7 separate regions of the Homo sapiens genome follow, and all the other regions are linked to region 6. Evidence: chromatin contacts called from ENCODE Hi-C or POLR2A ChIA-PET data. All regions are on one chromosome and are shown on one strand. The core of a region is the stretch at or near the end of the contact, and the rest is flanking DNA. Distances in the headings are between cores, read along the strand shown.

What was found. A loop is a pair of places that touch in the nucleus more often than their neighbours do. ChIA-PET counts read pairs that join two places held with the same protein, here RNA polymerase II (POLR2A). Pooled maps may share reads with other maps.
Region 1: a map with no recorded cell type shows a loop between it and region 6 (5-fold over the local background). The contact joins the promoter of JPT1 here to the promoter of TMEM94 in region 6. A Hi-C loop is called at or near these places in 1 of 37 single-sample maps with no recorded cell type and 5 of 50 pooled maps. POLR2A ChIA-PET finds 5 or more read pairs at or near these places in 4 of 52 experiments (H1, PC-9, T-cell and 1 more).
Region 2: a pooled map shows a loop between it and region 6 (8-fold over the local background). The contact joins the promoter of CDR2L here to the promoter of TMEM94 in region 6. A Hi-C loop is called at or near these places in 6 of 50 pooled maps. POLR2A ChIA-PET finds 5 or more read pairs at or near these places in 2 of 52 experiments (A673 and GM12878).
Region 3: a map of B cell shows a loop between it and region 6 (13-fold over the local background). The contact joins the promoter of SUMO2 here to the promoter of TMEM94 in region 6. A Hi-C loop is called at or near these places in 1 of 168 maps with a recorded cell type or tissue (B cell) and 9 of 50 pooled maps. POLR2A ChIA-PET finds 5 or more read pairs at or near these places in 3 of 52 experiments (CD8-positive, alpha-beta memory T cell, MCF 10A and WTC11).
Region 4: a loop to region 6 is called in a pooled map, with 3 times the contacts of the local background. The contact joins the promoter of GALK1 here to the promoter of TMEM94 in region 6. A Hi-C loop is called at or near these places in 8 of 50 pooled maps. POLR2A ChIA-PET finds 5 or more read pairs at or near these places in 4 of 52 experiments (GM12878, HEK293T, PC-9 and 1 more).
Region 5: a pooled map shows a loop between it and region 6 (5-fold over the local background). The contact joins the promoter of ARMC7 here to the promoter of TMEM94 in region 6. A Hi-C loop is called at or near these places in 4 of 50 pooled maps. POLR2A ChIA-PET finds 5 or more read pairs at or near these places in 2 of 52 experiments (H1 and WTC11).
Region 7: a loop to region 6 is called in a pooled map, with 8 times the contacts of the local background. The contact joins the promoter of FBF1 here to the promoter of TMEM94 in region 6. A Hi-C loop is called at or near these places in 5 of 50 pooled maps. POLR2A ChIA-PET finds 5 or more read pairs at or near these places in 2 of 52 experiments (activated B cell and activated T-cell).

Annotation. Positions count from the first base shown.
Region 1 is chr17:75,152,848-75,156,563 of GRCh38, forward strand. JPT1 (Jupiter microtubule associated homolog 1) reads right to left here and starts at 1,665. Exons shown (of 5, transcript NM_016185.4): 1 at 1,495-1,665. The coding sequence starts at 1,550. RefSeq lists a silencer at 1,261-1,500 and an enhancer at 2,153-2,748.
Region 2 is chr17:74,985,459-74,989,335 of GRCh38, forward strand. It overlaps CDR2L (cerebellar degeneration related protein 2 like), which reads left to right and starts at 2,174. Exons shown (of 5, transcript NM_014603.3): 1 at 2,174-2,664. The coding sequence starts at 2,586. RefSeq lists an enhancer at 2,012-2,513 and silencers at 2,080-2,159, 2,180-2,269.
Region 3 is chr17:75,181,187-75,185,331 of GRCh38, forward strand. SUMO2 (small ubiquitin like modifier 2) reads right to left here and starts at 1,773. Exons shown (of 4, transcript NM_006937.4): 1 at 1,628-1,773; 2 at 1-2. The coding sequence starts at 1,648. RefSeq lists an enhancer at 1,081-1,731 and silencers at 1,313-1,712, 1,843-2,072.
Region 4 is chr17:75,763,820-75,767,931 of GRCh38, forward strand. It overlaps GALK1 (galactokinase 1), which reads right to left and starts at 1,373. Exons shown (of 8, transcript NM_000154.2): 1 at 1,153-1,373; 2 at 78-267. The coding sequence starts at 1,317. RefSeq lists enhancers at 388-597, 628-857 and silencers at 968-1,117, 1,348-1,537.
Region 5 is chr17:75,107,954-75,112,188 of GRCh38, forward strand. ARMC7 (armadillo repeat containing 7) reads left to right here and starts at 2,016. Exons shown (of 3, transcript NM_024585.4): 1 at 2,016-2,426; 2 at 2,510-2,653. The coding sequence starts at 2,336. It also overlaps a transcript of SLC16A5 not described here. RefSeq lists a silencer at 2,007-2,086.
Region 6 is chr17:75,454,519-75,458,583 of GRCh38, forward strand. TMEM94 (transmembrane protein 94) reads left to right here and starts at 2,117. Exons shown (of 32, transcript NM_014738.6): 1 at 2,117-2,233. RefSeq lists an enhancer at 1,814-1,863 and a silencer at 2,014-2,173.
Region 7 is chr17:75,939,458-75,943,359 of GRCh38, forward strand. It overlaps FBF1 (Fas binding factor 1), which reads right to left and starts at 1,585. Exons shown (of 30, transcript NM_001319193.2): 1 at 1,391-1,585. ACOX1 (acyl-CoA oxidase 1) reads right to left here. Exons shown (of 14, transcript NM_004035.7): 14 at 2,050-3,902. RefSeq lists a silencer at 1,354-1,623 and an enhancer at 1,734-1,803.

The DNA.
Region 1 (3,716 bases), core at 415-2,914, 300 kb before region 6:
GTGCTACTTAAGTACCCCATCCTCCCAGTAATCACCAATTTATTTTTTTAATCTTACCTAGTCTTTTTGACCTTGTAAACCTGAAAGTATTGAGTTGTAAAGGAATGTCATTTCCCATGCTTTCCTCCTAAGGCTCAATTGCTGAGTGAGGCGTGCTTTTTGTTCCCAAGTTCTCTAACCCCTGTGAGATATGGCTATTTCACGTGTCTTCTTAGCCCCACAAAATGGCTCCCTTTGTGCCACTTGGCCAGGACCCCGAGGGTAGCCACACATGAATGCAGGTCATAATCGATGTAAAATACATGCTCAAAAAAGTGATTTAAGCTTCTTCCAAGCCTTGAAGAGGATCCCAGACATAACTGTAACCCACCTTAAAGAACAGTGTGCAATTAGCTGAGACAATGTGGACACCTTCCACAGAATCCAAACCCTTCCACCAAGTAAGTTAAGCAAGGACTTGGAAAAGGGTTCCTGTCCAAACACTGTACCCAGTGCCCCAAGCCCAAAAAGCAGTGGGAAGAAGGGCAAGAAAAATCCCCCGCTTCCCAGGTAGCGCTACCACGTTAGAGACAATGGATGTCTCCGGCCCCGCCCAAGAACAAGAAACCTCCTCCTGCAAGGGAACCAGGGCCAGGGATGAACTCACTGGGCAAACGTCAAAGGAGGAAGCGAAGGTAGGATGCAAAGGCCACGGTCCGAAGGTTTAAGCGCAGAAAACCCACTCGGGTTGGCTCGTTCCCCGCGCCCGCCCCCGCCCCCCGCCTTAGAAATGAGCGCAGGGATGGGGAGAAGGGGTCTTTCCTTTGTTAGGAAGGGGAGACACTTGGAAGAGGGGAGGCACTTCGAAGAGGGGAAGAACGATTGGGTCCTCAATGGGGGGTGAAGGGTCGCGATGACCAGCCCCGCTCGACCACACATGCACCTGTCAGGTAGGTCCGAATAAGGAGTGGGGGCACGGCGAGGGTAAGGAGCCCGCCGGACCTGATCGATCCGGTCTCCGGATCCAATGGCTGCGCGCGAGAGCGAGACCAACCGCATGCCACGGGGGAGAGACAGGAGCGCGTGGCCCATCAATGGGACAATAGGACCTGACCATGCATGGGGCCCTAAAGGATCCCCGGGCACCTGGGGGGCCAAGCCCACCACCCTGGGGATGCACCAGCCGGGATGCACACAGGAGAAAGCGAAGCCCTCCCCGAAGGTTCCGATTAACGAAAACCGGCCGTGCTCCGAGGGGCGACCAGCCCCGGCCTCCTCAGCCCCTGACTCCGTGGAAGGAATGAATGGAGAGCAGCAGGGACCCGGGTGGGGCCGGCGCGCAGGGCTCGCCAGGCGGCACAAAGGCGGCGCCGACGGCAGAACCCCGCCACCCGCCCCGGCGCGAGCACAGCGCACGGGGCTCGTTACCCGCAACGACCGGCGCGAGGCCCCGCCGGCAGCGGCCCTCCCAGCCCCTCAGCCCCGCGCGGCTCGGGCGCGACCCGGTCGCCTCACCGGGAGCTATTCCTGCTGTTGGGGTCGACTCCCTTGAAGGTGGTGGTTGTGGTCATGGCGCCGAGGAGCGAGGTAGGCTGGCGCCGGAGCAGAACGCTCAAAGGGTCGGACCCGAGGGGCGCTGGGAAACTCCACACCCAACAGCCGACCACCGCTGCAGGAGCCGCCGCTGCCGCCTGTCCGGCCGATCGACGCCTTTATAGGGTTTTCAACCCCCGCCCCCTAACCCGCCGGCATTGGCCGATTCAAATGAATTCTTTCATTCCTATTGGCTCTCTGGAGTGCCAAGCACCATGCGGCATTACGATGGGCTGTGGCGGCCACGGCTCAGCCTAAGCCCGCCCCCTTCCTGGACTGGGAAGGCCTTGGGACTCTCTCCCCTCCCCCACCCCAAAATCTCGGCGATGATTGGACGGAAGGCGAATCTACCTCGCGCTGGGTGGAAGTCGTGCTGGCTGTCACTGTAAAACGTTACCTGACAGAGGGGGAAGCTCTTTCTTGGGGAGTTACAACCTCGGCAAGCAGAAGGGAGATTTGTCACTGTTACTGTTCTCTCATTTGCTTTACTGATGGTGGGATAGTAAGGGCATCCTCCTTAAAGGATGAAAAGTACTGCAACAAGTTGACATTTATCTGTTGAATACCTACTGTGTGTCCCATTTAGAAACCTAATAGTCTCAAAGCAGCCGCACAATGAGTCAGCAACAGAGAGCGCACCAAGATGATCCCTTTTAAAAGGACTGGAAATTCCTTACATTTTAATGTTACTGTTTAGTTGTAATGGGTGGTGCATGTACTGGACCAAAATTACAGTCGCTCCTATTTGGGGGCCTATTCTAAGGCTGGTTAATGCCTGGCACCAGGAATGGACTCATTCCCTGCTACCAAGACTATGGAAGCAGCTCAGGCCTCTGCAGCTGTTTATAACCCTTAAGTCATGACTCTTCCACCTGTCTGGGTAAATCTATCCATGCGACAAATGCAGACACACTTGGAGGATTCAGGAATGATGGTTTACAAGATCATAATAGGAAAGCCTTGGGCAAAAGAGGGCAGGCCCTTCTCATGTCTTGCATATTTCCTCAAGGCAGATGTCTTTGCTTGTCTCAATATTTCCATAATAATTGAACCACATTCCTCTTTGCAAAGCCACCTTTCAGGTAGTTGGAAGTTTGTATTCTGGGCAGTCTAGGTTAACCACCCTCCCCCCCCGGGCTTTCATGAAAAGCCAGTGAGAAGTTCTGTTCTAGAAAGCACGGATGATGCATTTATGTGCTTACCACAACAGCACGAAGCGCACCACTTGTTTGTGTTAGAATCTTCCCTTCTTTTTTTCCTTTCTTTTTTTTTTTTGTTTTTGAAGTGGAGTTTCGCTCTTGTCACCCAGGCTAGAGTGCAATGGCGCTCAATGCAACCTCCACCTCCCAGGTTCAAGCGATTCTCCTGCCTCAGCCTCCGTAATAGCTGGAACTACAGGCGTGCGCCACCACCCCTGACTAATTTTTGTATTTTTAGTAGAGACGGCGTTTCACCATATTGGCCAGGCTGGTCTCAAACTCCTGACCTCAGGTGATCCATGCTCCTTGGCCTCCCAAAGTGCTGGGATTACAGGTGTAAGCCACCGCATCTAGCCAAAATCTTAGCTTTTTTTTTTTTTTTTTGAGACAGAGTCTTGCTCTGTCGCCCAGGCTGGAGTGCAGTGGTGGCGCGATCTCTGCTCACTTGCAGCCTCCACCTCCCGGGTTCAAGCGATTCTCCTGCCTCAGCCTCCCGAGTAGCTAGGACTACAGGTGCGTGCCATCATGCCCGGCTAATTTTTTGTAGTTTATTAGTAGAGATGGAGTTTCACCATGTTAGCCAGCATGGTCTCAATCTCCTGACCTCGTGATCCACCCACCTTGGCTTCCCAAAGTGCTGGGATTACAGGTGTGAACCACCGCACGCCCAGCCAATCTTCCCATTCTTTCTTTTTTTGTTGTTGTTGTTTTCGTTTTTTTGAGACAGAGTCTCGCTCTGTCGCCCAGGCTGGAGTGCGGTGGCATAATCTCGGTTCACTGCAAGCTCCGCCTCCCGGGTTCACGCCATTCTCCTGCCTCAGCCTCCCAAGTAGCTGGGACTACAGGCGCCCACCACCATGCCTGGCTAATTTTTGTATTTTTAGTAGAGATGGGGTTTCACCGTGTTAGCCAGGATGGTCTAGATCTCCTGACCTCGTGATCCGC
Region 2 (3,877 bases), core at 924-3,423, 470 kb before region 6:
GGATCAGAGGAGGCTTTTGCAGAGGCTACATACCAACCCAGCTTCTCCCCCACCAACCCTGCTTCCCTCCCTTTCCTGCAGGTGTTGATCATGAGAGCACTCCCTAGTCAACTTTCTTTCTTTTTTCTCCCTCTAATCCAATATGATTGATATCCCTAATCAACTTCCTGCATGCTAATCTCCATCTCAGGATCAGCTGCCTGGGAACACAACCTACAACAGCTTACGTTATTCAGCTTTCATGGTTATCAAGCAGTCTTTTTTTTTTTTTTTTCCAAGACGCAGTCTTGCTCTATCGCCCAGGCTGGGTGCAGTGGCGCAATCTCAGCTCACTGCAACTTCCGCCTCCCAGGTTCAAGCAATTCTCCTGCCTCAGCCTCCCAAGTAGCTAGGACTACAGGCATGTGCCACCATGCCCAGCTAATTTTGTATTTTTAGTAGAGACAGGGTTTCACCATGTTTCCCAGGCTGGTCTTGAACTCCTGACCTCAAGCGATCCACCCTCCTTGGCCTTCCAAAGCGTTGGGAATTACAGGCATGAGCCACCACGCCCGGGCAGTTTTCTAAAGTGGTTGTCGTCCTATGTATTCCCTCCAGCAGGGTGAGAGAGTTCCAGTTGCTCAACATTCTTGCCAATACTAGGTATTTTTTGTCTTTTTTTTTTTTTTTTTTTTTTTTTTTTTGAGACAGGATCTTGCTCTGTCACCCAGGCTGGAGTGCAGTGGCATGACCACAGCTCCCTACAGCCTCAACCTCCTAGACTCAAGCAATTCTCCCACCTCAGCCTCCCAAAGTATCTGGGACTACAGCCGTGTGTCATTATGCCCACCTAATTTTTATTTTTAAATTTTTTTATAGAAATAGGATCTTGCTATGTTGCCCAGGCTGCTCTTGAACTCCAGGCTCAAGTGATCCTCCCAACCTCGGCCTCCCCAGAGTTCTGGGATTATAGGCATGAACCACCACGCCTGGCCTTTTTTTTTTTTTTTTTTTTCCCTAAAGCCACTCTGGTGATTGGGTAGTGATACCTCATTGTGGTTTTCATTTGCATTTTTCTGATGGCTAAAGAAGTTCAGTACCTTGTTGCATATTTATTCAGTTATTTGTGTATCCTTTTTTGTGAATTACCTGGTCAAATCTTTTACCCACTTTTCTACTGGGTTGCGTGCCTTTTTCTTATGACTATGCAGATGTTCTTTCTGTATTCTGGATACAAGTCATTCGTTGGGTATATCACAACATTATTCAGAGATTCTCAACGGCACCAGCACATTAGGGTCCCAATAAAAATGAGTTACGTGAATGCTTGAGTCCGAACACTCTTCTAAGGAAAGAATGCTTGGACAGATGCAAGTGTGTATAGTTTTAATGGGTATAATTGGATATAGGATATGGGTCCCAAGGAAAGGAAAACAGAACCTTGAATGCAGGTAACACACCCTCAAACTTTGCCACTTTCAGCCTGTGGTTTCTAGCCACAAGCACTTAAACACGCAGTTCCCAAAGGCAACTGTAAATTAGTATTCATTCATTCAAAGAATGTCGATGGAAGGTATCAATGACCAGCATGTTGTTTGTTTTTTGTTTGTTTGTTTTTTGAGGCAGAGTCTCCCTCTGTCGCCCAGGCTGGAGTGCAGTGGCGCTATCTTGGCTCACTGCAACCTCTGCCTCCAGGGTTCAAGCGATTCTCCTGCCTCAGCCTCCCGAGTAGGCATGCGCCACCATGCCCAGCTAATTTTTGTATTTTTAATGGAGACGGGGTTTCGCCATGTTGGCCAGGCTGGTCTCGAAACCCCTGACCTCAGGCGATCTGCCCGCCTTGGCCTCCCAAGGTGCTGGAATTACAGGAGTCAGGCATCGCGCCCGACTGGTGAGCAGCCTGTTCTAGGAAGTGAGTAGCCAGCTGTGAAAGAGAAACAATATTCTTGCTTCCAGGAGATCTAGGAGAGACGACAACTTCTAAAATAGCATAATTTTAGACATGAGACATAAACTGAATAGGTCGTAGGGGGAAGTAGGACGAAAGGGTTGATCAAGCAATTCCCAGACCAAGACACCAGGAGGGTCCCGCCCTCGGCCCCGCCTCCAGCTTTGCATACATCTCCTGATTGGTCGGCGGCGGCAGGCCCCACCCCGCGGAGCCGAGCTCCGCAAGCTGCAGGCGGGCTCCGCCAAGATGCAGCGGCGGCTCCGGTTGTCGCCGGGCGGGCCAGGAGCAGCGCGGACCCGAGCCGGGCAGGGGGCGCCCGCCACGGCACCCGCGCGCTCCTAGCGCCCCAGACCCGCCTGCGGGCCCGGATCCTCCTTGCCACTGTCCCACCCGCCGTCCCTGCCACTCCACCCTTTGTGTCGCCGCAGCCCGGTGCCCCCGGCTCTGCGGGACCCCGGCCGGGCCGGACCCTGGCAAAGCGCCAGGCCCCGCGTGGGCTCCCGGCGAGCGGTTGATGGCGAGGGGGCGCGGCGCGGGCTCTGTAGCCCGAGTTCCCGACGCTGGAGGCCCGGCCCGCCTCAGCCGCATTGTCCCGGGCCGCGCGCACCGGCCCTGAGCTGCGCCGCCGCAGCACCCGCCCGCCGCCCGCGGGGCCATGCGGAGAGCCGCCGGGATGGAGGACTTCTCCGCGGAGGAAGAGGAGTCCTGGTACGACCAGCAGGACCTGGAGCAGGGTGAGCGCGGGGGCGACCGGGACAGGAAGGCGGGGAGCGCCCGGTGACCCCTGTCCGCTTCTCCATTGTTGGGCGCTATCACCCCGGGAGGGGCTGGGCTGGACCGGGCGCGCCCGACTCGGAGGAGGGACGCGTCTGGAGAACCGGGACGTGGAGAGAGGGGGCGCTGCCGGAGAAGACGCGGACCGGACGGGCGGAGACCTGCAAAAGTGGGGGGCGGGGGGCGGTCTTCCTATTTTCCCAGACGACCGGGCATCCGTCATCCAGCTCGCCCACCCCGTCCTGGAGGCAGCAACTGCTCGGCCGCCCCTGGTATTGTTACGGGGCCTGAGCGCTAGCTAGGAGTCTTCTGAGGCCGGGAGGCGGCTCCTTCGTCATGTTTTGCTGGGAGGGTGGCTTGTGTGTAGAGGGAAGTTATCTCACGCCAAATCCAGCAGCACCCGTCCCTGACAGGAATTATGAGCTCTAAGACTCCTAGAAAGTTTCCCTAACTCGCTTCCTACTCAGGGAGAAGTGGTACCGCGTCTTTGCTGGTGAAGAAGCAGAAAGTCAAGTCTCCCATCTGCCTTCGAGAGTCAGGAGTCGCTTAGCCCTCCCCTGCCCGGTCCCCTTGCAAATGGCTCATGGTTTGGAGGGGGTCAGGTTCGGGAATCCCGGCCAGTGTGCCAGGCGAGAGACCGAATAAAGAGGGATACATCTCCGCTGCCCCCAGTTGCCATCTGAGGACAGAAAGGGCGACTGGAAGGGGGTTAGAAGCTGGTGATGAGGTGGCCGAAATGACATCACTGGGAGTGGGGGGTGGGGCTGTTGGGACAGAAAGGAAGAGGAGGCCTGCTGGAGTGGAGTCAGTTCTATCCTCTCCTCCCCTAAGATGCCTCCTTCTTGGATGGTGAGAGCTGGAAGGGGCGAGGAAACATGTCCAGGGAGAAGTGACCTTCCCATGGCCTCCAGCAAGCTGGGGGGTGTGGACATAAGTCTGCTGCAGTTTGTGCCATTGTGGCCTGCTGTGGTGTGCCCACACCCTGGTCTCCATCCACAAGGCTCCAGAGGGCTGGCTTTGCCCTGATGTGCAGCAGCTATCCGGATTCTGAAGCCCCTGACCTACTTCCCCACATGGCCAAGACTGGCTGGCAGATGAGGCTCTGTCCTTGTGCTGAGGACAAGGGTTAATCATAGCCTCAGGGGGACCAGGGTGGGACTGGGGATGCTGGAC
Region 3 (4,145 bases), core at 523-3,022, 270 kb before region 6:
TCCTGTTAAAAGAAAAATAAAAGTATAATTTGGGAAATGTGATCAACGAACACGTTTTATAAAGCAGCAGCAGCCCTAGTTGCTTCAAAAATCAACAGGTTTCTCATACTGTATGCTAAAACGGCATACTGCTGTTTTCAGCTGCTGAAATCAATGTGAAAGCGGAAAAATCCTGCAGTAACAGTATTAGATAGCTGTCAGATACGGAAAAGCCTACATGCAATACTATCAGTAGCAACAATATGTTTAAAGTTGGGTCCTATTCAGTGTATTGCAACGTTCTCTTGAAGTTAAACTTCCTAAAATGACATATATCACTCCCAAAATACTTTACCCCCCAAAAAAGTTAAAAATAGAGTCCCTTCTCTTTTCTAAGCACTTTAAGTACAACTGCAAGAAACAAAACAATAAATCTACAGCCTGCCATTCAAAACTCATTACCGTTGTCATTAAAAAGTTACCAAACTCAGTTTAATAACCTAAATCCAATCTCCATTAAAGGAAACACACAAACAAAAAAAACAATCGAAGAATATCCCGATTCCCCCCGGAACAGCGGTAATACTCAGTCAGGACCACAGTTAACGTTCTCCTCTATTAGCAGCTTCATTTTTATTTTCGGTTAAGAGCACTTATTCTCCCCTCCCCCCCTTTGTTGTCATGGGTCAAATACACAGTTTTATCCTGATTTGTTTCTTGTAGATTTCGACCCAACCTAAAGTTGTCCAAAATCGAGTGCAGAAGCAATTCTGTAGCCCTAAAACGCTCCAGAAAGTAAAGGCGCGGGAGGCGGGGGGTGCCACCAAACTAAAAGCAGCAAGTCCCGTGTGCCCCGATGATGGGTGTCCCCAAGTCCTCCCGGGAAGTCTCCGGGTGCCTCAAAAGCCGCGTTCAAAAGTTAAGCCGCACAAAGTCTCTCTGCTCGTACCTGTGCCTCCAACTTCATGAAACCACATGGTGTTCGCGGATTAGGGGTTCGTTGGCACCCAGGGAAAAGCCGCTGCCCCTCCCCCTTCGGGCCCCTGAGGCTATTAAAGTGGGAAATACTCCACGGGAATCCCCCTACCCCCAGGCCCAGGACGGCGGCCCGCGGGCATCCAGGTTCCTGCCCGTCCGCAGCCCATTGATTCGCCCCGAACCCTCGCCCCGCCGCCGCGGCCCCAGGCAGGGGTCCCCAGATGCCCGCGGTTCCTACCCGAGAGGTGAAGCCCGAGCCCAGAGGACTCCTCGCCGCCTCGGAGACTGCAACACCCGACGCGGGGTCGACAGAAGGTGGAGACCCCGCGCGCCCTAACGCCCCTCCTCACGCGCGCCGGCCGGCTGGGCCAAGAATCCCCGTTCGGGGCTGGTGGGTCCGCGGGCGTCCGCTTTCTGCCCGCCCAACTCGCGCCCGGCGCGCACTCGGAGGCCGCCGGGGGCGGGAGAGAGCGGCGGGGCCTCCTTCGGCGCGGGAGGGAGGAAGAGAGGGAGGGAGGAAAATGGCGCGGAGCGCCCGGGCCTGAGCCGCGGCCGGCCCCGTGGGGGGCCCGGGAAAGCGCTGGGAGCCAGCGGCGGGCTCTGGCCGGACCCCGGCCCGCGCCATGACCCCCACCGCGCGGCGAGGCGAAGGGGCCGGCGGCGAGCTCACCTTGGGCTTTTCGTCGGCCATGGCGAGCGCCGGAGTCTCCTCAGCTGCCGCTTCACAAAAGAGGTACCAGGTCCGCACCAAACGAGCACACAAGCAGCACCAGGAGCGGCAGAAGAAGGAGGCGGCAGCGGTGGACGAGGGGAGAGGGTGCGCGCACGTCGTGCGCTCCCTCCCCCCACCCTGCGTGCGCGAGCACGAGTAGCCGAAGCCTCCCATTGGCTGGCGCCTCGCGGGAGCGCGCAACGCTTACATAACCACCCCCACCCCCCGTCCCACGCCACCGCGTCCTGGGCCAGGCGCCCGCCCGGCCGGCGGGAAGAGGCGCGGACACGCGCACCCGGCCCGCCGCGGGGGCGCGCCTGGCTCTGGGCGGGGCTGTATTGTCCTCCTTCGTGGTGGAGCATAATCAAAATGGCTTCCAGCTGGTCCTCGGTGGGAACGATGAGGCTCGAGGCTTTAGACGTAAGCCATAGGCCAGGGAAGGCAGACTTACTAGAGGAGGAAGGGGATTCCTAAATCAAAGCCCCAGCATGAGGTTCTGGAAAAATCTCTCTCATTCAGTGGACCAGCAGCCCTCCCATGGTTACTTCCTCTCAGTCAATCTCAACCTGCTTCCCACCGGACTCTTGCCTAAAATGCAGTGTCTTCTTCTTCTTCTTCTTCTTCTTTTTTTTGAGACGGAGTCTCGCTCAGTCGCCCAGGCTGGAGTGCAGTGGCACGATCTCGGCTCACAGCAACCTCTGCCTCCCGGGTTCAAGTGATTCTCCTGCCTCAGCCTCCCGAGTAGCTGAGACTACAGGTACCCGCCACAACGCCCGGCTAATTTTTCGTAGAGACGGGGTTTCACCGTGTTAGCCAGGATGGTCTCGATCTCCTGACCTCGTGATCCGCCCGCCTCGGCCTCCCAAAGTGCTGGGATTACAGGCGTGAGCCACCGCGCCCGGCCTACAGTGTCTTCTTCTGTCCTGCTGGTAACCCTAGACTTTGACTAGCTACGGGAAAATATTCATGTATTCATTCAACGAGATCCTTACTCATCGCCTGTCTTCCAAGAGGAAACAGTATCCATAAGCGAGAACTACCCAACAATCAAGCTTCCAGCCAATTTAATCCTTTCCTCGTTGCATCCAGTTAAAACATACACATGCGTCCCTCCTGTCTGAAGAACAATCCGATGTGTGTGCACTGGATTCCATCTCGCTTCTTCCCCCGGGGCTTTATTATTTCCTTTTGTCCCTGAATTTTCTTCCTCTCCTCCGTTAGTATAGAAAAAAAAAAAAAAGCTCCCAATTCTATGAAGTTACCATCCTATCTCTCTCCATTCTTGGCCAAACAGCTCGAAAAAATGTCCCCGCCAGCTGTCTCCAACCCCTCCCCTCCCACTCACTCCTCAACCCACTGCAATCTGGTGCTGTCCCCAAAGTTCCACTAAAACTGCTCTCCACAAGGTCACCGCAGACTTCTTTGCTGAATCCAGTATGCTTCTCAGTTTGTCACTCCTCTTGAACTTTGCAGGAGGTAGGTTTTCCTCTCATCTCTAGCCTGTCCTTTGTTCTCTCTGCAATTTTTTTTCTTACTCACTCCTTCCCTTAACTGTTCCTTAGGGTTTTCTTCAAGATCCTTTTATCACTCCATTCCCTCTCCGAGGATGATTTCACCGATTTTCATTACCATCTCTTTGCTAATGATCCTCAAATCCATTATTTCTAGTCCACGTCTTTCTTCTGAGTTTCCAGTTGATTTCTGAACATCTCCACTTGGATATCCCAGAGGCACCTCAGACCCAGCAACTCTCAACTAAAACTCCTCACTTTACCTTCCACATGGGTCCTTCTTCCTGACCTGTCACTCTTAAACTGAGTGACACACCACTACAACAGCTGCCCCAAGCTGGAAAGGCCAGCAACATTCCTGACTTCTTCTCCTTCACACACTCCTCATCCAATCAATCTTGGCCAAATCTTGTCTATTCCACCTTCTTACCAAATCTAATTTCTTTGGCCTCTGGATGGAGCTGCATTTGCTGGCCTTCTGTAGGTTCTCTTTGGGGAGGAAGAGGCTTAAGACCTTAGATGTGTGATAGGCCAAAGCAGGAAGACCATCTAGTTCAGATCAACACTCTCAAAAGAGGCCGGGCATGGTGGCTCATGCCTGTAATCCCAGCACTTTGGGAGGCCGAGGTGGGAGGATCACCTGAGGTCAGGAGTTCGAGATCAGCCTGACCAACATGGAGAAACCCTGTCTCTACTGAAAATACAAAATTAGCTGGGTGTGGTGGCGCATGCCTGTAATCCCAGCTACTCGGGAGGCTGAGGCGGAAGAATCGCTTGAACCCGGGAGGAGGAGGTTGTGGTGAGCTGAGATCTCACCATTGCACTCCAGCCTGGGCAACAAGAGCGAAACTCCATTAAAAAAAAAAAAAAAAAAAAACACTCTCAAGAGATACTGCAATATCAGCCGGGCACGGTGGCTCATGCCTGTAATCCCAACACTTTGGGAGGCCGAGGCGGGCAAATCA
Region 4 (4,112 bases), core at 123-2,622, 310 kb after region 6:
CAAATGAATGGGCTCTGTGGCTGTGAGGTGGCACTCCTAGTATCAGTGAGGACTTGGCTCAGGCCTGGGCCCCATACCTGGGTAGTACTGAATCACTCCCTTGACATAGTTGGCCCACCGAGGAGTCCCAGGCTCCAGCGAGCGCTGGGCTGTGGGCAGTGGAAACTGCAGCCGCTGGGGCTCATCGGCACCCTCAGAGGTGGTGAGGAGAGACACCAGCCCATCCTTGCGGGGGCTGCCCACCAGCACCGTCATGAGCTCCAGAGCCTGGCAGGAGAGACAAGCAGTACGTGAGGCTTCCGCCAGCTGGAGTAAGCCTCTCCAATGACACTGCCTCCAGCCGAGGTTCTGATGCCTCCACAGTCATCAGGTTCTGAACCTCCAGGTTCAGCGTCGCAGGGAAGATCCTGAGGGCCAGCTGACCTTGGGGGCTTGAGCCCTGCCCCCTTAGGTCTTCAGGGGCGGGGCGGCTGCAGCTGGAGCACAGACCTGGACTCTGCCCTGAGCTGTGGGGCAAGGGGGAGAGCTAGCCCAAAGGGAAAACAGATCACTGGAGCTCCAAAGCCTTTACATTTTGGGGTGGCTCTGGACATCCTGTACCTGTGCACTCCCCAAGCTGCAGATGGGGCGGAAAGCGCCCCCCGCTGAAAGCTGGGAGTCCTCACTCCCAAGTCGCAGCCCCGCCAAGAACCTGCTGTGTGACCTCCAGCAGTTCACTGGGCCTCTCTAGGCCTCAGTTTCCTCCTCTGTAAATTGAACGGGCTGGGCCAGAAGGCTACGTTCGCCCAGGTCTGCGGTTGGGGCCCCACGGTGGCCGGAGGCGCGGAGTGTCCCCTTCTGCGTGGCACACAGGGCCTCACAGTTTAAGGGGAACATGCTCCCAGGTTGAAGGCGAGGAGCCCCAGCCCCCAGAGGGCGGGCTTGAGCCAAGAGGCGGCCGCGCACCCTCTCCCGGCCACTTCCTCGCTTCCTCCCTTCCAACGTGGGGAACAGCCTGTCCCGGGGACTCTTCCGTGCACCGGTGCTCCAGGCGCAGCTGCCCGCCCCACATCTCCCGCGGGAAGAACTCGCCCCCAGCGTCCCCGAGGCCCGCCCTCCTCGGCGGCCGGGACAGGCGGCGGCGGGCTAGGGGCTCCCCGTGCAGCCCCTCACCATAGGCAGCACCAGGCCCTGGTTGTAGTCCGTGTGTTCCCCGATGAGGTTGACGCGGCCCGGCGCTGACACGGCCAGCTCGGGCTCGGCCCCGAACTCCTCCCGGAAGGCTCGCCGGGCCTCGGCCAGCAGCTCCGCGACCTGGGGCTGTCTCAAAGCAGCCATGACGCGCGCCTGCAGCTCTGCACAGCTGCTCCGGCACAGCCCCGTCGGCGCGGGATGCTCGGGCGGGGCCCCGCGCGGGGGTGCGCACATTCCCGCCAGCCCCGCCCCGCGCCCGGACGCCCCGCCCCCAGACCTCAGCCGGTTCCGCCCCCACCCGCAACTCCCGTGGGAATCCAGCTGCTGGGTGGTGGGTGGCAGGGGCTAATGGTGCCGGGTGGGATACAGCGCCCCCGATGGTGTCCTTCCCTCTGGACTTCGGGAAGAACCAATGAGCACTCACTAGAGTGAGAATAGCCCTGAGTGGCACTTGGCATGACCAGGATTTCTGAGCTGCCCTTCCCTGGCGCTGGTGACTTTCTATGTGCCTCACCACCCACCACCACCCACACAGCCAGAGCAATGGAGCTGGCACCCGGTTGACCTGGGATTCCCAAAGGGATCCCCTAGGTCCCCAGGGCCAGCAGCTGTGAGAGGTCATCAGCCTCTGATCACCGGTCTCCAAGAGGGTGACCTGACACTCACTGTAAGTAGAGATAAAGACAGACAAGTTTGGGCCGGGCGCAGTGGCTCACGCCTGTAATCCCAGCACTTTGGGAGGCCGAGGTGTGCAGATCACCTGAGGTCGGGAGTTGGAGACCAGCCTGACCAACATGGAGAAACCCCATCTCTACTAAAAAATACAAAATTAGCTGGGCATGGTGGCTCATGCCTGTAATCCCAGCTACTCGGGAGGCTGAGGCAGGAGAATCACTTGAACCTGGGAGGCGGAGGTTTCGGTGAGCTGAGATCACACCATTGCACTCCAGCCTGGGCAACAAGAGCAAAACTCTGTCTCAAAAAAAAAAAAGACAAGTTTGGTGGTGACCAGAGAGTCAATTTTACAAGCTCCTTTTCTAGGTAATACGCAACAGCTCCTAGCAATGGAGAATTGGACTAGGGTGGCGGTGGCCAGCAGTGGGCCCAGCCCCTCCCTTAAGGACCTGCCACAGCTGTCCAGGTAGGTTGTGCTGTTGGCCCCAGCAGGCACTACTTCAGCCCAGAAGCCCTTGTCTCAGAGGCGTGGCCTTGTTCCCAGTCAGGCACTCTTCTCTTGCTATCCTGCATCCTAAACCTGCTGGCCGGCCCCAACTGCTGCCTTGATACCTGTCCACAGCTGCCCACCCTACATGGAACCTTGAAACTGAAAGACTGAAATGTAAGCAGCTTGCTTGGGGTTAGGGTGGGAGTAGTGTGGGGAGTTATGGCCAGGGATTTAGCTTGGGGCCTGCTCAGGGGTGTGCCCAAAGAGTGGGGAACTGCATTCCAAGGGCAATTCTGAAAACTCTTAGAAGAAAACATAGGGGTACAGTTTTGTGACATTGGTTAGGAAATGTTTATTTGGTTTCTGTTTTTGAGACGGAGTTTCGCTCTCGTTGTCCAAGCTGGAGTGCAATGGCGTGATCTCAGCTTACTGCAACCTCTGCCTCCCGGGTTCAAGCGATTCTCCTGCCTCAGCCTCCGGAGTAGCTGGGATTACAGGCACGTGCCACCATGCCCGGCTAATTTTTTGTATTTTTAGTGGAGACTGGGGTTTCACCAGGTTAGCCAGGCTGGTCTCAAACTCCTGACCTCAGGTGATCCACCCACCTTGGCCTCCCAAAGTGCTGGGATTACAGGCGTTAGCCACCACACCTAGTCATGTTTTTTTATTTTTATTTATTTACGTATTTATTTATTTTAGACAGATCTTGCTCTGTTACCCAGGCTGGAGTGCAGTGGCGCGATCTTGGCTCACTGCAACCTCCGCCTCCCAGGTTCAAGCGATTCTCCTGCCTCAGCCTCCCCAGTAACTGGGATTACAGGCACCCTCCACCATGCCTGGATAATTTTTGTAAAAGCAGGGTTTCACCATGTTGGCCAGGCTGCTCTTGAACTCCTGACCTCAAGTGATTTGCCTGCCTCAGCCTCCCAAAGTGCTGGGATACAGGTGTGAGCCAATGCGGCCAGGCAATGGTTTTTTAGATATGACATCAAAAGCACAAGTGACAACAGAAAAATAAACTGTACTTCATCAAAGTGAAATATTTTTCTGCAACAAAGAACTGTCACGCGTGTCCGTGTGAACAGACCACCAAACAGGCTTTGTGTGAGCAACAAGGCTGTTTATTTCACCTGGGTGCAGGCGGGCTGAGTCTGAAAAGAGTAAGCAAAGGGTGGTGGGATTATCATTAGTTCTTATAGGTTTTGGGATAGGTGGTGGAGTTAGGAGCAATGTTTTGCGGGCAGGGATGGATCTCACAAAGTACATTCTCAAGGGTGGGGAGAATTACAAAGAACCTTCTTAAGGGTGGGGGAGATTACAAAGTACATTGATCAGTTAGGTTGGGGCAGGAACAAATCACAGTGGTGGAATGTCATCAGTTAAGGCTATTTTCACTTCTTTTGTGGATATTCAGTTGCTTCAGGCCATCTGGATGTATACGTGCAGGTCACGGGGGCTATGATGGCTTAGCTTGGGCTCAGAGGCCTGACAAGAACATTGTCAAGAAAGTGAAAAGACAACTCACAGAATGGAAGAAAGTACTTGCAAATCATGTATATCTCAGGGGCTTGGAGTTTGAGACCAACTTGGGCAACGTGGGAAGACCTCACTGCTACAAAAAAAAAAAAAAAAATTAGCCAGGTTGGGTGGCACACACCTGTGGTCCCAGCTACTCAGAAGGTGAGAGACCCTGTGTCAAAGAAGAAAAAAAAAAAGCAAAAGATTTCAAGAGACATTTTTCCAAATAATATAAATACAAATGGCCAATAAGCAC
Region 5 (4,235 bases), core at 766-3,265, 350 kb before region 6:
ATTAGCTGGGTGCAGTGGTGCGTGCCTGTAATCCCAGCTACTCGGGAGGCTGAGGCAGGAGAATCACTTGAATCTGAGGCGGAGGTTGTAGTGAGCCGAGATCGCACCACTGTACTCCAGCCTGGCGACAGAGCGAGACTCCATCTCAAAAAGAAAAAAAGGGAGAAGACCAATGAGGGAAGATGGGGTGGCCCATCTGATTCAGCAATCCCCATCTAGCTGATTGCCTGCGAACCTCTAGAGAAGGTCTGGGGCAGTTCCTGGGCAGGGAGGGATGGAGCTTACTTCCATCCTCCCTGTTTCTGGGCTCCTATTTGCTGCTCTGTCCAGCAAGAGGCAGAGAAACCCCTTGGGCACCTAGGGGTAAGATGCACTTCCCAGGCTGCAGAGGCTCCCAAGAGAAGCCAAAGGGCTTTGGTGAGGGTCCTGGGGCCTAGGTACCCAGACTAAGTTAGAAACTCCTGCCTCAGAGGGTGTACATAGGGCAGGGGCTGACCACAAGGACCTGAAACCTCAGAGGTGAGGCCTGCTTCCAATGGGGCTGCAGCTGGCTGGAGTGTGACGGCCACTCTGCCTTCATCCGGGCCCAGGGCTTAAGATAATGGTCCTTGCCTTTGTCAGCCTAAATAACAGAGAGGCTCTCTCAAAGAAAATGATATCTATTTGGGCATAGGGCATTGCAATGGTAGTATCCATGCCATAGTAAACTATATGGGTATTCAGGGAGGTAAAGGAAGACAGGCTTTAAGGGAAAAAATAGGATTACATAATTGTTTTGAAATATTTATCCTTAGGTAGAAGGATTAATAACAAGGGTGACCGCTCAAGGTTGGACAAGCGGTTGCTGGGCAGATGGCCATTCAAAAGTATGTTTTGTGCAAGGTTGTGACGCCCTTTGTGCAAGGTTGTGGTTTTTGCAGAGTCTTTGTGATAGTTTTCATTATCAGGTATTTATGCACGAGAACCCTCTTGTCATGGGTTTCTTGGGCTGTGTCCGGGTTTTTTTGTTCTGTTTTTTAACACAAGTGACTCCATTTAGATTAACAACTTTTGCACTCTCAGGACACTCACAGCCTAAGCCACCTCTACCCCTACGTTGTCAAATGCGATGGGAGTGTGGCTAGACCACCTCCTTCCCTGGTGCTTTGTTTCCTGTAACCACGAGCAATCTATCACACACCCGCTTCCTGATAATCTCCGAGAAGGAATCGGCCGAAGGGCTTCAGCATCCAGAAAGCCCCGAAAGCGCCACAATCAAGGCTCCTCCTCGGGCTCCCCCGTGCTGCCCCGGGCGCGCGCCATCCACCCGGCTGACAAAAAGCACCAGGACATGACCCAGTACCCTTTGATTTCTGTCCAGAGGTGGCGGACCCACCTCGGGGCTGGGATGGAGGGCGGGTCGGGGTCGCTAGGCTTTTTGCAAAAGGGGCAAAGGACTGATGGGGGGCGTAAGGAGCTGACGCCCGCGCTCCAAAGGGGCGTCCTGGTCAAGGAGGATGGGCCGCGCCCCCGCCAGCCGTGGGGACCCTGGAGGTGCTTCTGCCTCGACGTCCTCCAACATGGGTGCTGCCAGACTCTGCTGCGCTCCTGAGTTGCTCCTGGCGGAATTCCAGCCACCCGACATGGGTGTCTCATTTTCGGCTTCTGGGCCATGTCGGGACGGCGGAGGACCCCGGGGGACCGGCGGGAGAGTGGGAAAGGTGGGGCGGGAAAGCCGAGCGAGGCCCTCACTCGCCCATCTGTTGGCGGGGGCGGCAAGTGGGTTTCTTTCTTGCGTTCAGATTTTGCAGTAATTTGCATCTGGACATGGGATACGGGAGGCCAGGCTGCTCCTCGCAGTACACCCACCCACGCCTGCACCTGCCTCAGCGAAGCCGCTCGCCGCTGGTTCCAGCACAGGCTAAAGAGCTTCGGCATCCAGAAAACCAGAAGCGCGCCGCGCACGCGCGCCAAGGAGTTCGGCGACGGCCCCGCCCCTTCGGGGGTAGGGACAGCGCGGCTTCCGCCGGGAGCCCGGAACCGAGCCCAGGAGCCGGGGACGGTGCGCCAGTGCCCCCTCCGCGAGCCCCAACCAGTAGACGGTTCCCTGTCTCCCGCGCCCCAATTTCGATTTTCAAACGCAACTCCTACAGGATTCTGAGACCCCGTCCCATCTCCCATATCCCATTTCCAGCTGCAAATTACTGCAGAATCTGAACCCAGGAAAGAAACCCATTTGCCGACCCCCTCTTCCCTCTCCAGACAGGTGGAGAGCGGGTGAGGGTCTCGCTCGGCTTTCCCCCTGCACCTTTCCCACCCTCCCGCCCGTCCCTGGGGGTCCTCCGTCACCGCGGCCATGGCCCAGAAGCCGAAGGTGGACCCCCACGTCGGGCGGCTGGGATACCTGCAGGCGCTGGTCACGGAATTCCAGGAGACCCAAAGCCAAGGTGAGAGCCACGGTGGGATCAGGTGGCAGGGTCCGCTGTGACCGCCGCCCGGACCTGGCTTCAGTGCCGCTTTCCCGTTGCAGACGCCAAGGAGCAAGTCCTCGCCAACCTCGCCAACTTCGCTTATGACCCCAGCAACTACGAGTATCTGCGGCAGCTGCAGGTCCTGGATTTATTTCTCGATTCGCTGTCGGAGGAGAATGAGACCCTGGTGGAGTTTGCTATTGGTAAGGGCGGGGCCCGTTCCCTAGATGCCTAAATGGGCCAGGGTGAGATAAGTGAATTAGAAGTGAGTCCTTGGGGCCGGGCGTGGTGGCTCACACCTGTAATCCCAGCAGTTTGGGAAGCTAAGGCGGGCGGATCACCTGAGGTCATGAGTTCGAGACCAGCCTGGCCCACATGGCGAAACCCCGTCTCGTACAAAAATTAGCTAGACGTGGTGGAGAGTGCCTGTAATCCCAGCTACTAGTGAGCCTGAGGCAGGAGAAGCTTGAACCCAGGAGGCAAATGTTGCAGTGAGCTGAGATCGTGCCACTGCACCACAGCCTCGGGGACAAGAGTGAGACCCCGTCTCAAAAAAAAAAAAAAAAAAAAAAAAGCCGCACACAGTGGTGTGCACCTGTAGGCCCAGCTACTCTGGAGACTGAAGCAGGAGGTATTGCTTGAGTCTGGGAGGCAGAGGCCGAAGTGAGCTGAGATTGTGCTACTGCACTCCAGCCTGGGCGACAGAGTGAGACCATGTCTCAAAAAAATATGTTTTAAAAAGAGCAGTTTTGTAGCCGGGCGCGGTGGCACACACCTGTAATACCAGCACCAGCACTTTGGGAGGCTGAGGTGGGCGGATCACCTGAGGTCAGGAGTTCAAGATCAGCCTGGCCAACATGGTGAAACCCCATCTCTAACTAAAAATACAAAAATTAGCCGGGCATGGTGGTGGGCGCCTGTAATCCCAGCTACTTGGGAGGCTGAGGCAGGAGAATCGCTTGAACCCGGTAGGCAGAGGTTGTAGTGAGCCAAGATGGCACCACCGCACCCCAGCCTGGGCAACAGTGAGACTCTGTCTCAAAAAAAAAAGCAATTTCAGGCGGGTGAGGTGGCTCACACCTTTAATCTCAGCACTTTGTGAGGCCGAAGCAGGGAGATCACTTGAGTTCCGGAGTTCAAGACCAGCCTGGGCAACATGACAAAACCCCATCTCTGCTTTAAAAAAAAAAAAAAAAAAATTAGTCTGGCGTGGTGTCCCAGCTACTCAGGAGGCTGAGGTGGGAGGATTGCTTAAGCCTGGGAGGTCAAGGCTGCAGTGAGCTGGGATTGGGCCACTGTACTCCAGCCTGGGTGACAAAACGAGAATCTGTCTCAAAAACAAAAATAACTCATATTTAGTGTTTTCATATCAAGAGAAGCAGAGATGGCTTGCAGTCTGTAACTTATGGCTTCTGTAGTTGTTATGATCTTAAGACCTATTGAGTTATTCACTGGGTAGATATTTATTGCGCGTGTACCGTATATGCAAGCTACTGCTCTAAATGCTGGAGTATGGTGAACAGCTTAGGGAAAGGTCTTTGCCCCTCAGGAGCTTACATTCTAGTAGGGGGGACAGGTGGTTAGCAAACAAAAAAGATGATGCTCAGAAGGAAGTAAATGGGGTGATGAGAGACAGCAGTGGAAGGTGGGGGTTACTTCAGTTTTGGCCATCATGAGAAAGGCATTTTAGCCGGGACACAGCATGGGCAAAGGCCTTAAAACAGGAAGGAGCCAGACGGAAGGCTGATGTGGGAGGATCGTTGCAGTGAAGTGGAGAATGGCACA
Region 6 (4,065 bases), core at 867-3,366:
CAACTAGATCTTAAGGGGTCAAGTGGAAAGATGTAATATATAGGTAGCCTGCTAGCTCAATTCAACAAATGTTAATGGATACAAGGCAGCAAGTAAGGTGCTGTGGAAACTGCTAAGATAAGCCAGCTGCCCGCAGGGAGTTTGAGGTCTTACAAAAAGAGCAATGCTGTATAAAGCAGACTTTTGCAAAGGTGGCAATGCAGACACAGAGAAGGAGGCCCAGCATTATATATAGAGAGAGTCAATGACTAAAACCCAGGGAGAGGCTGGGAGTGGTGGCTCACACTTGCGATCCCAGCATTTTGGGAGGCTGAGGCAGGAGGATTGCTTGAGGCCAGGAGTTTGAGACTAACCTGGGCAACATAGCAAGACCCCATCTCTATAAAAAATAAAAAAATTAGCTGGGTGTGGTGGTTCGCACCTGTAGTCCTAGCTACTCAGGAGGCTGAGGTGGGAGGATTGCTTGAGCCCAGGTGTTCGAGGCTGCAGTGAGCTATGATGGCACCACTGCACTTGCCAGACTGGGTGACAGAGTGATACCCTGCTCTAAAAATAAATAAATATGTACATACATACAAGAAAAAATAAAAGTCAAGAAAGGTAGCATTTGAGGTGGGCCTTTAGGTTGATTAAGTATTTATTTGCATGCTGGCTTTACTGATAAGAAAGAACCGTCAGGCTGGGTGCGGTGGCTCACGCCTGTAATCACAGCACTTTGGCAGGCCGAGGCAGGTGGATCACCTGAGCTCAGGAGTTTGAGACCAGCCTGGCCAACATGTTCAAACCCTGTCTCTACTAAAAATACAAAAATTAGCTGGGTATGGTGGCAGGCACCTGTAATCCCAGCTACTCCGGAGGCCGTGGCAAGAGAATCACTTGAACCCGGGAGGTGAAGGTTGCAGTGAGCCGAGATCAAGCCATTGCCCTCCAGCCTAGGCGACAAGAGCGAAACTCCGTCTCAAAAAAAAAAAGAAAAAAAGAACCTTTAAAGCAAAGCGTAGGGAACCAACCATGTGACGAAGGAGCAGAGGTGGAAAGGTCTCTGTCACGTTTAAAGAATGGTGGTTAATCTATGTGGCTGCAGGAATAGTTTAGCCTGTGGGGACTTAGACCTGGAAACGTATGTCTGAGTCAATTTATGAAGGACTTTGAACATCAGGCAGAAAGATTTGGACCTATTTGCAAAGGTGAACTATCAGTTTTTGTGTGCAGGTTAGTGACATGATTCTTATGGCGTTTTAGGCAACAGCTAAACTGGGTCATACAAGATTAGGTACTAAAATGCCATCTTCTTGTCCAGCTGAGAAAGGGATTTTAATTACGTAATTAAACTCATGAATGTGGGAAGGGGCTCTTACTTCACAAGGCCAACCTCAGCTCTTTCCCAATTATATAAACAAGTTTTTGTTTGTTTTTTTGTTTTTGTTTTTTTTAAACAAGCCTTCCAGACTTAGATCTCTGGGAAAAGAGAAGTAAATACTGACACAGGCTTGCTTTGTTTTCCCAAGAGAGGTCTCCCAGGCGATTTATCTAATTACCTAGAAAAAAAATTTAACTTGTTTTTCCCTTTAGATTTCAGCCGAGCTGGAAGCGGGAGGGGGGAATTGCAGTATTGCCTTAGATTTTCTAGATTTGGTTTGGACGCAATATTCGTCCTGAGGGAGTCCCTCCAAGGCCTCTCGGAGCGGGCAGCCTCTAGGCATTTGTTCAAGGCAACAAGGAGGGAGCTTAGAAGAACTTAAGAGAGGCGGGGAGCTCTGCAAAGGGCTTATTTTAAAAAGAAAGGGAAAAAAGGTGGGGCGCGCCGTCTATCTTTTTAGAATAATTCTGTAGGAAAACGAATCGGAGGTAAAGCCATGCCCTCTGGTCAGGGTTTCTGGACTAGAAACTGCCTGAGCTTTACGCACAGGAAAGGACAGTGGCTCTTCACTCTCCCGGCCGCATCACTCGGCACCTAATTCCGCCAGGCTCCCAGAGGGGCGGTTGCAGCTACAGCCTAGCACGCCGCGTAGCCAATAAGAAGCCAGAATTCCCCCTATTCTCAAATCCTGACCAATCGGTGGCCTGAACTTTAGCTCTCTGGCCGGCGCCTCTGTTGCCCGGAAGGGAGGCAAGCCCCCTTAGAGTTGCCAGTAACGGACATGGCTGCGGCCCCCGGAGGAGGGGACGTGAAGTGAGGAGGGGGTTGGGAGGGGAGAGGACGCGGGCGAGGAAGACCAGCCCCGGGGCCCCGGTAAGTACGAGAAGGCCCGTGGCCCGAAAGTGGGGAGCAAGGGGGCGTGGGGCTCGGCCTTGCGCGTCCTTTGGATTCTTGGCCAAGGAAAGGGGAGTCTGGGGTCTGCACCCAGAGAACGGCTTAAGGGGATGCCTCCTGAGGGGGAGTCCAGGGACTGGCTCTAGTCTCCAGCTCTTGACCATTGCCTTCCCCCGAGTCTTCAGACTCTTGCTCTCAGCCCTGGATTGGTCCATTGTGGGGTCTCTCGCCAGAAATAAAGCCTCTCGCCAACAAAGAATCCCTGCCCCAGGTCTGTCGTGCCTAGGCCCTGGCCCAGAGGGCTCCCAACGCCGACGCCCTGAGTATTTATTTCGAGGCCCCTGGGAGTCCTCATCCCCGACCTAAATAAAGACCGTTGTCCCGCCTGCGCGCGCTCTCCGCAGCCGCCCGGGGTCCTCGCGCGGCCGTCCCCAGCTGGATGGAGCCGGCCGAGGGGCTCCTGGCAGCCATCCCTGATCTTGCAGTTTGGAGCGGGCTTTTTTTTCTTTCCGCCTTTCCAGAAGCGTTTTCAGGCTCCTCGGAAGCTCACCATCCATGCCATCGGATAAAGTGACTCCTGTGGAATGCCCTCGTTCCTGTACCGCACACCCCTGGAGCCCAGGTCTCCTGGTTCCTAGCATGCCACGATGCGGCCCCTGCCCGCTGCCCAGCGCCAGATGCAAGCAAAGCCCCGCTCTTTCATTGGTGTGTCACCGCGGGCTAAACTTTGGCGTTGCCTTGGTCACGTGCTGCTACATCCCACCCTCTCTCCTGAGTTTTTCGGTGGCTCTTGAGGGAAAAAAGGAGGGAGCTCGTTATGGAATCTGTTTTCCTTCTGCTATGTGGGTGTATGCATTGGAGAGAAGGATCTTTTTCTCATGATTTATCCAAGACGCTCAGCTTTAGTGACATAGTTGTTATTCCGCAGGTAATCTTGGAAGATGGAAGCAGGGAGGGGGCAGTTTTAACATTTTCATTTTGCAGATGTGGAGATTGTTCGGAGAGGCAAGGCCAGGGTCACCTAGAGCCAAACTAGAATCCGAAAGTCCAGGGGCTTGAGTTCTTTATCCGCTAGACCTAGTTGTTTCCTAGGTGTGACCTGAGGAGATCAAGTTCCCTGACTCCCCTGAGCTCTTGCAGGGTGGCTCTGGGCATTAAAAGCGATGGGCATTAAAAGTAGGATCCTCCTATGCTTCCTGGCAATGACTAGGGTCTTCATACCTGGTTTGCATTCAGTAATTTTAAGAAGCCAGCAGGTAGTTCTCTGGCAGACTTCTTGTATTAATATTCATTGTAGTCTCTGTCTGTATTGGGGGCGTAAATTATTTTAGTGATTCTCAGGGCAGCGAGAGGCAGAGTAAGAGGAAGGTATGCCTCTTCCTTGGTTTTTGGGAACCATTACAGTGTCATTAGAGATGTTATTAACAGGAACGCGTTGCATACAGGAACAGCGTGGAGGCAGAAAAAGATTGAGAGCCATTGAAGAGAGAAGAAATGGCACTGTGGTATCTCTTTATAGTACTTTTGGCAAAAGAAGAGCTGATCTTGGTATTCTGAAGAGGTAGTTTAAAAAAAAAGTTAGATCCTGAGGCATAACTAAAAGAATACAAATAAATAAAAAAATTTAAAGCAATGGCACTAGTAAGGTTCAAAAGAGTCAAAGTAATGCCTGTAATCCCAGCACTTTGGGAGGCTGCTGTGGGAGGACTGCTTGAGCCCAGGAGTTTGAGATCAACCTGGGCAACACACTGACAAGAAAACCAAAAAAATTAGCTGGGCATGGTGGCATGTGCCTGTGTTCCCAGCTACTT
Region 7 (3,902 bases), core at 335-2,834, 480 kb after region 6:
AAGGCTGAAACCCTTTCCCAGGCAACACCCATGACTACTTTCTAGGCAGCATTTAGCACAAAAGCAGGTATGAACTCTGGTTACTCTTTGATATTCTTTTTCTTTTTAAAATTTTTTTTTTCGAGACGGGGTCTCACTGTGTTACTCAGGTTGGTATTGAACTCTGGGGCTCAAGCAATCCTCCTGCGTTGGTCTTCCAAAGTGCTGGGATTACAGGTGTGAGCCACCACGTCCAGCAACACGATTTTCACTGACAGTGGAAATATTTCCCTTTACATAGGCAGTAAATCTGACCCATTGAGAACATTTTCCTCGGAATTAGCTGTCTCCCTCCCCCTCCTCCACTTTACCAAAACCCACCTACAGGATGTCCTGGAAGAAAGGAGTCAGAGGGGTCCTCTTTATGTCCCAAGTATTGGCCTGTCCTGTTATTGGAATGCAAGGGTTATCTGGGCTTACCTACAGAGCCCACCCTGAATACATGTGTTTTCTTTTTTTTCTTTTTTTAGACGGAGTCTTGCTCTGTTGCCCAGGATGGAGTGCAGTGGTGCGATCTTGGCTCACCACAACCTCAGCCTCCCGGGTTCAAGCGAATCTCCTGCCTCAGCCTCCCGAGTAGCTGGGAATACAGGCACATGCCACCATGCCCGGTTAATTTTTGTATTTTTAGTAGAGACGGGGTTTCACTGTTGGCCAGGAGGTCTCGAACTCCTGACCTCGTGATCTGCCCGTCTCGGCCTCCCAAAGTGCTAGGATTACAGGTGTGAGCCACCACGCCTGGCCTTCTTTCTTTTTTTTTTTTCCAGACAGGGTCTCGCTCTGTTGCCCAGGCTGGAGTGCAGTGGCACGATCACAGCTCTCATAGCTTACTGCAGCCTCGACCTCCTTGGGCTCAGGCGATCCTCCAATGTCAGCCTCCCTAGCAGCTGGGACCACAGGCACACGCCACCATGTGCGGCAAATTTTAAAATTTTTTTTGTAGAGACGGGGGTCTCCCTATGTTGCCCAGGGTCGTCCCAGACGCCTGGCCTCAAGTGATCCTCCCGCCTTGGCCTCCCAAAGTGTCGGGATTACAGGCGTGAGCCACCGTGCCCGGCCTTGTTTCTTTTTCTCTGCAATGGCGACTTCACGACCTACAAGTCCAAATGTGTCCCATAACACATCAAGGAACTTCTGGCATCTCCTATCGATCCTGTACGGGCTTCTCAGACTATGGGGATTTTCTAGGCTTGGTTTGCCAAGGCCAAAGGGCTACAGAGTAACCCCGTCCCCACATGTATTCAGCCGACTCCATGCCAGGCGTTTTACAGATCCCGAGACCACCCCTAAGCAAGACCCCTAGCCGGAGTCGCCCCTCCGTCCCGAGACTCCGCGCCCCTCAATGCGTCACCCTTCTGAGCGCCCGGCCTATCTGGCCCCGGAGCGCAGCCTGTAACGCTCTCAGCCCCGGAAGCCTCCTGTTACGCGCCGTGCCCCCGGAGGTGCGGCCGCTGGGACCAGCGCCGGCCCTGGCTCCATTCGGGTCGCCCAGCCCGGCCAGGACTGGCCTCCCGCTTCCAGCCGCTGCCGGCACCCTCAGCCGTCTGGCCTCCCGCGGAAAGGCGGGCGCGAGGCATCCTGGGAGTCGCAGTCGGCGGTCGACTCACCCGCCCTCACAGAGGAGGTGGGGACGCCATGAAGAACTACAGCTCCCAGGGAGCCGCGCGCGGCAGTTGGCGGGGCCGGGCTTCTGCCGGCGGCGGGCACGTTGCTAGGAGCTGCCCCAACGCCTCTCCGGGAAGAGGGCGCCAGGCTCAAAGGCCCTCTTGGGAACTGCCGGGAAGCTTAAAAGTTCCTCCTGCCCACTTCTGAGGGCTGACACGTGGCCGACGCGGAGGCGTGAGAAATGTGTTGATATTGGGAGGTTGACGGGTGAATCCACAAATTCACCGGTGTTTATTCCACACCCCAAAGCTTGAGGGAAGTGACTGACCTGTTTAATGATCCAATCAAAGCTGTATAGCCAGAATGAAACCCAATACTGTCGCCCCACAAAAAGATTAAGTCACATTTTTTCTAGTATGTGCTAATTATGAATTTTATTAAGGTTTATTCAATGTCACAGAGGAAAGAACGGTTTGTAGTTTTGCTTACCCGCAGTGCTGGCAGGTCACAGCTGTCCAACCATGATCCATTCACATGCTCTGGCCCCGTGCCCCTCGTCCTCCCACCCCTACCCCACAGGACACCATTAAGCCAGGGCTGGGTAACAACATATGCTCAATGCATCTTCTCAGGTGAGAACCAAACTCGAGCCACAACAGCAAAGGGGGAAAAAGGTAGCAAAGTAATTATGTGCTCCCAAGGCAGTCATTTAGTTGAATCCATAACTGGAAATAAAAAGGCATTTATGAAGTGTAGTCCGCAGTCTGAATGTGGAAGGTGGAAGATCACACATTTACTAAGAAACACTCAAAACATATTTTGGTTCAGAATTCTAAAAAATCCCGAATTTTCCATGATCTTCCCAAGACAACCAATGACCCACTTAAATTTAAGGCAAAAACACCCTTGAATCTAGGAATGTGCACATATGCAACAGCTAACATCTGGTAACTCTAATAATGTTCCTTATATGTTTCTGTGTTTACTATCATGAACCATAGGAAGAAGTACTGGAAAATTTAGTAAGTGTGGACAGTTAAAAACACTGGCCCGGCACGGTGGCTCACGCCTGTAATCCCAGCACTTTGGGAGGCCGAGGTGGGTGGATCACGAGGTCAGGAGTTCAAGACCAGCCTGGCCAACTTGGTGAAACCCCTGTCTCTACTAAAAATACAAAAAAACTAGACAGGCATGGTGGCAGGCGCTGTAATCCCAGCTTCTCAGGAGGCTGAGGCAGAGAATTGCTTGAACCCGGGAGGCAGAGGTTGCAGTGAGCCAAGATTTCGCCACTGCACTCTACCCTGGGTGAAAGAGCAAGACAACGTCTCAAAAAAAAAAAAAAAAAAAAAAGCAAAACCCCACCATCAATATTTTAAAATAAAAAGTCGTTTTAGTCAATTACAGTGTGACTTGTTCTAATCCTCCAAGAATGGAGTAGTAAAGAAACAGCAGAAATGACTTCCCTGCATTATTTCATGAAAATGATCAAAACCTTTATCTAAGTCAGAACATCAACAAGACTCTTGGTCTCAGGTCATCAGTTTCCTGGCACTCCTCCTCTCTCTAGCTGTAGTAGCAGCTACTGCTTGAAGACAACCTATATATCCCAGGCATACCCTCTACACGTATAAAAAGATGTGCAGGTGTTACAGACCACCTACACCTAATTCACTTCCTTTCTAATAAGATGGATGGAATAACTCGGAAAAGGGAAAGGAGGGATTTTGAGCCGCAGTTGTCTAAAGAATTATTGATTCACAGGGATCTCCAAGATCATGCATTTGAAGAGTTTTATTTCTCCACCCAAAGCCCTGCAGTGAAGAAAATCCAAGAATTAAGATGTAACATGTTGGCTGGGTGAGGTGGCTTGTGGCTTATGCCTGTAATCCCAGCACTTTGGGAAGTGTGGGGGGAGTGGGAGTGCAGATCACCTGGCCAACATGGTGAAACTCCATCTCTGCTCAAAATACAAAAATTAGCCGAGCGTGATGGCAGGTGCCTGTAATCCCAGCTACTCAGGAGGCTGAGGTGGGAGAATCGCTCGAACCCGGGAGGTGAAGATTGCAGTGAAGTCGAGATCGCACCATTGCATTCCCGCCTGGGAGACTCCATCTCAAAAAAAAAAAAAAAAAAATTAACATGTTGGCCCAGTGCAGTAGCTCACTCCTGTAATCCCAACCCTTTGGGAGGCCTGAGGTGGGAGGGTCACCTGAGGCTAGGAGTTCATGACGGGCCCAAGGCAACATAGCCATACCCTA